Linked DNA regions of Homo sapiens: region 1 is linked to region 2. A link is an interaction called in ENCODE POLR2A ChIA-PET data of the cell type or tissue named here. Cell type or tissue: A673. All regions are shown on one strand. Each heading gives the region's core, and the rest is flanking DNA. Links, peaks and the distances in the headings are about the cores only. Region 1 overlaps LINC02066 (long intergenic non-protein coding RNA 2066). Region 2 has its middle 110 kb from the start of P2RY1.

The links. Peaks named below come from ENCODE experiments on the same cell type or tissue, not always from the same donor. Only the 100,000 strongest peaks of a DNase experiment are listed, where the experiment ranks them.
Region 1: POLR2A ChIA-PET joins it to region 2 with 6 read pairs; 1 of 35 experiments calls an interaction of 5 or more read pairs at or near these places.

Annotation. Positions count from the first base shown.
Region 1 is chr3:151,614,220-151,617,148 of GRCh38, reverse strand. All of the region lies in intron 1 of LINC02066 (long intergenic non-protein coding RNA 2066), which reads right to left. It also overlaps a transcript of IGSF10 not described here. Among named protein-coding and RNA genes, the nearest start is that of MIR5186, 50 kb to the right of the region's middle. In A673, for the core only: no CTCF peak of the experiment used is centred there; a DNase peak (open chromatin) is centred at 1,488; H3K27ac peaks cover 443 bases.
Region 2 is chr3:152,727,054-152,729,982 of GRCh38, reverse strand. No RefSeq gene overlaps it. Among named protein-coding and RNA genes, the nearest start is that of P2RY1, 110 kb to the left of the region's middle. In A673, for the core only: no CTCF peak of the experiment used is centred there; a DNase peak (open chromatin) is centred at 1,172; H3K27ac peaks cover 2,500 bases.

The sequences.
Region 1 (2,929 bases), core at 237-2,736, 1.1 Mb after region 2:
AGAAGAAGAAGAGGAGAAGAAGAAAGTAGTATCAAGTCCCAAGTAAGTCTAAACCCCAACAGGGAAAACTACTTTAAATCTTACAGCTGGAGAATAATCTCCTTTGACTCCATTTCCAGCATCCTGGGCTCACCAGTGCAGGCATTGGGCCCTAAAGGCTTCAGGCAGCCTTGCCTTCTCACTATGTGATGTCCTGTGCCACCCTGAAACTCTACAGAGGGTCCTTACCTGTAAAAAGGCCCTTACCAGATGCCACCCCTCAACCTTGAACTTCCCAGTCTCCAGAATTGTAAAAAATATTTTTTTTCTTTATAACTTACCCAGTCTCAGATATTCAGTTATAGCAACAGAAAACAGAATAAGACGCATTTCGTAGAGGTTTCTATAGATGATACATAGATGCATGAATGGATAGATGCTCTTTATAAATTAGAATATTAATCAATCAGTTAACTTATTTGTGGAAAGCATTTTTACTCAGCTTGTCAATAATGAATTTAAATATTTTAATGTAGAAAAGGTTTTTGTTTAACTTTTATGTGCCCAAATATATTAGTCTTTTGCATTGATATTCTGCCTTTTCTATGTTTAAAATATCCTTTAAAGGGGCCTAAGTATTTATTTTGGAAGTGTGTGTTTTCTATGAAAGAATTCTCCAAGATACAAAACCACTCTCTCCTTTAAGAGATGTTTTTACTTAATGAATGTCCATAAAAAAGAAAAGGATATAATAACACCATTCTATGTTTTTATATGTTAGATTTTAGTTAATTCTATACATTAAGTTACACTTAATTGGCATTATTTTTGAAGACTGAAATATATGTTGGATGAATGAAACAAAATAGAAAATAAAAGAGTAATAACAAAATAAATATTTAGTGCCAGGCACGGTGGCTCATGCCTGTAATCCCAGGCCTTTGGGAGGCTGAGGCGGGAGGATCACTTCCTGAGGTCGGGAGTTCGAGACCAGCCTGACCAACATGGAGAAACCCTGTCTCTACTAAAAATACAAAATTAGCTGGGTGTGGTGGCGCATGCCTGTAATCCCAGCTACTTGGGAGGCTGAGGCAGGAGAATCACTTGAACCCAGGAGGCGGAGGTTGTGGTGAGCCGAGATCACGCCATTGCACTCCAGCCTGGGCAACAAGAGTGAAACTTAATCTCAAAAAAAAAAAAAAAAACCTCAAAAAACAAAACCAACCAAACAAACAAAAACAAAATAAATATTTGGTAAGTGGATAAATAAACGAATCCCTATAAATTAACATAACTCCAAGTTGTCACAGTTGATAGTTAAATGCTTAACTGAATATTTTGCCATTTTAAGAATTACTGTTAATATTTTTCTATCTTTATCCTAAAAAGGATTCTTCTCGACCTTTGTATGCTATTTTAATCACTCCCTTAAAGCTCTATTTAATCACTCCCTTAAAGCTCATAATTTTTATCTGCCCTTGCTTTTTATAGTTTCCTTTCAGCGCTTCATATTTCCTTCCCTTTGTAGTTTATTTGATCCATAAAGAGCGTACTTAAAATTTTTCCTACTTCCGCACTGTTAGGTTCTCATTAAGCTTATTTCATATGCCCAGCATAATTTGAATGTCTTATTTCCCATTACTGCAAATTTCTTCACATATTCAGAGTTCTCTAATTTATTTTAAGTAAAAGAAGAGTAAAGTAATTAAGACACAGCATACATGGAACAATATAGGAGAAAAGTAGTTCTTTTTAGGTACTAGCTTTTAATATGTAATAAGAGAAATTTAAAATGAAAATTAAGTCTGTATTTATATGGTGAAATAAATATAAAAATTGTTTAAGAAAATTATAAATTAAAAATAGTGATATAGACATTAAAGGTGAAAAAACACACCATCATTTTGGGTAAATTACTTTTCATAGCTATAACTCACAAAAAAACCTTGACATTCAATCTTATAAATGAAGTAGCTTTCAGTTAACATATGCATTTTAATCAAATGTAACATTAGAGGGTAGAACATTGTCTGACCCAAAATAGAGGTTTCATGCATATTTTTTCAAATGTAAATATGTAAACAAAACTTACCAAAAAATGTGGCATTAAAATTTTTCTGACCTTAGCAAATGCTTTTAAACATATTTTAGAAGTTCATAGGCTTTCCAAAGTCATCTATCATTACAAGAATAGCTGTCATTGCTTTTAGTAAAAGTTTCAATTTTCATTGATATCACCATAATTATTACATTACAGGCTTCTTTTTTTTTTTTTTTACTGTTTCTGTTACCTCACTTCCAATTCCTATACTTCACTTTACCTTTTCTTATTTTTTTATTTTATTATTATTACACTTTAAGTTTTAGGGTACATGTGCACAACGTGCAGGTTTGTTACATATATATACATGTGCCATGTTGGTGTGCTGCACCCATTAACTTGTCATTTAGCATTAGGTATGTCGCCTAATGCTATCCCTCCCCCCTCTCCCCACCCCACAACAGTCCCCGGTGTGTGATGTTCCCCTTCCTGTGTCCATGTGTTCTCATTGTTCAATTCCCACCTATGAGTGACAGCATGCGGTGTTTGGTTTTTTGTCCTTGCGATAGTTTGCTGAGAATGATGGTTTCCAGTTTCATCCATGTCCCTACAAAGGACATGAACTCATCATATTTTATGGCTGCATAGTATCCCATGGTATATATGTGCCACATTTTCTTAATCCAGTCTATCGTTGTTGGACATTTAGGTTGGTTCCAAGTCTTTGCTAGTGTGAATAGTGCCGCTATAAACATACGTGTGCATGTGTCTTTATAGCAGCATGATTTATAGTCCTTTGGGTATATACCCAGTAATGGGATGGCTGGGTCAAATGGTATTTCTAGTTCTAGATCCCTGAGGAATCGCCACACTGACTTCCACAGTGATTGAACTAGGTTACAGTCCCAC
Region 2 (2,929 bases), core at 234-2,733:
TAGAGGAGTTAACTTTACACGGCACCGTATCTGTTTTCATTCATTTTTTAAAAAACAAAGTAAAATAACTTTACTGTAAATGTGTTTACAACATGAAGTGTTTGGAAGATTTCACTCATATCCTTTAAGGTGGTCAAGTATCGTATGAGAGAAAAGAGTGGTTACATCTTGCGGGGCATGATCTAAATTAAAATTTCATTTTCTAAATTTGAATAATGAGGAAAATTCTTCGAAAACGAAATGGAACAGAGAAAGCTTAATTATTAATCATCAACACCAAAAAAATAAATAAATGCAGTAATTACTGTATTGGGTTAATTTTAAGAAATATAGAAAATAATGTATAATTTTAGAATCCATAAAAGTGTATGTGTTTCCAAATTGGAAACGCATATGGATAGTGCAATAACAATAATGAATTACACCTCTCAACTTTATCACATTTTGGCCTTTTCTATTCTATTGTCTGAGATGAGTCTTCTTATGGGCAGATGGGTAAAATATTTTTAATATTAATTAGACTTCTGGTAAGTTTTCTTAGGAAAAACTTACATGTAGACATAAATTTAAAAGTACACTTCAGACGTGAAGGTATTTAGAGACCAGCATGCATAATTGTACTCGAATATTCTTTTTGAAAACTGTGGGTCGGGGCAGTGGCTTGCGCCTGTAATCCCAACACTTTGGGAGGCCAAGACAGAAGAATAGCTTGAGCCAGGAGTTGAAGAACAGCCTGGGTAATATAATGAGACCCCATCTCTACAAAAAAGAAAAAAAATAAAATTAGTTGGGCGTGGTAGTGTGTGCCTGTAGTCCTAGCTACTCAGGAGGCTGAGGTGGGAGAATTGCTTGAGCATGGGAAGTGGAGGCTGCATTGAGCCATGATCATGCCACTGCACTCCAGCTTGGGTGACAGAACAAGACTCTATTTCCAGAGAAAAAAAGAAAGAGAAGAAAGAAAGAAAGAGAGAGAGGAGGGAGAGAGGGAAGGAAGGAAGGGAGGGAGGAAGGAAGGAAGGAAGGAAGGAAGGAAGGAAGGAAGGAAAGAAAAACTGTGCAATATAGACTGTGATTAGGAATCAAGACAAGAAAAAATTATCACTATTGCATAGGTAGTTCTATTGCAGACAAATGAGCTAGATTTATGCTAGCTATATCTCACTCCACATATCTAGTCACAAAACACCTATAAATTTTTTCACTTCACAAAAGAAATATTCCTCCTTATTACTTCCTACAAATGAAAATTCAAGTGATGGAAATAACCTGAAAGCTTTAACTGCAGACTTCCTTTTAGCTCTAAGATTATGTGGACTCTAATTGGCAAGTGTGTTGTGAAAATGTAATGAATACCAGGAGCAGAAATAATCAGTTCCATCATTCTCAGCCTTATTTAAACAATGGTTTATACAGTGACATGGGCAGCAAGAAATCTGTTCTCCTCCTCCAGCTGGAATAGTCACGCTGAGCTGATCTATTTAATAATGACTGACTAAATATTTACAACAAGTTGCTTTTGTTTTAAAGCTCAGAGTCAAGATATTTAGAAACTATGATGAGTTTATTTCCAGAGGTCACAAATTAACATTCTTGACTTTAGGGAAAGATAACCATATACGGTATAACATTTTTATTCATGGTGGTAATATATCACAGGACAGATCCTGATTGGGTGTGAAATATTGAGCTCTTCTCTGCCAAAGTTTACCAAATAGTTAGAAATCATTTTCATTGTTAATTTGTTTAATGCTTAAACTGCTATTTGTTCTCTTTAATACATACTGAAGATTATAAAATTTGAACTCATTAATCGGCAATCATGTTAAAGCAGCATTGTCGGATTGCCATCTAGTATCTGAATCAGATTTCATGAAAAGGTGATTTTGTTCTTTTCAATCCTATAGAAAAAAAGGTAAAATCCTATAGAAAAAAAGGTAAAACTATACATAACGATTTCATTTTTTGTAATGTGGTTTTTACAGGAAGAAGCACTTAATGAAGAGAATCCCAAGAATCAAGAGATTGAGCTTTTCACAATAACCTACCACATATAAGGTAGAGAGAAATATGTGTTTCAGCACAGTTACCAGACACTGCAGAGACTGGGCCTCACCGTCGCTCCAGCCCCAAATTTTTGGGCTTCTCACTTTCTTTCTTGTGCTTTAACAGCATCTTCTTCCCTGGTCCATAACATGCAACTCCCCCTTTCACTTCAAGGAGCCTGTAGGTCCTGTCTCTCTCTCTCTCTCTCTCTCTCTCTCTCTCTCTCTCTCTCTCTCTCTCTCTCTCTCTTTCTCTATCTCTCTCTCTCAATAACTTCTTCCTTCACGGATTACCCCCCAAGAAGGATGTAAGTCACTCTCCCAAGTATGTGACTCATGTGTATGTGCAATTGTGTGAAATAAAACATATACAGAGAAGTACACGCAACCAAAAGGTATACTTTAATGATGCAGTTTCACTCTTAATAGTATTGATGAACACAAAGTATTTATTTTAATGTACTCCAGTTTGTAATCTTTAATGTGTTTCTGTGTTCTATTTCATAAACTTTTCTCTACCCAATGCTATAGGCTGAATGTTTATGCCCCCTTGTCTCCAAATTCATATGTTAAAACTTAGTTCTAAATGTGATGGTTTGGATGTTTGTTTCTTACAAATCTCATTTTGAAATGTGATTCCCCAGTGTTGAAGATGGGGCCTTGTCGGAGGTGTTTGTGTCATGGGAGTGGAGCCCTCATGAATGGCTTGGTGCCCTCCCTGTAGTAATGAGTGAGTTCTCACTCTATTCATGCAAGAGCTGGTTGTTTAAAGAGCCTGGAACCTCTCTTGCTCCCTCTCTTACATGTGACACACTTGCTCCTCCTTCACCTTCTGCCATGATTGTTGGCTTCCTAAGGCCTTCACCAGAAGCAGATGCTAGCACCAT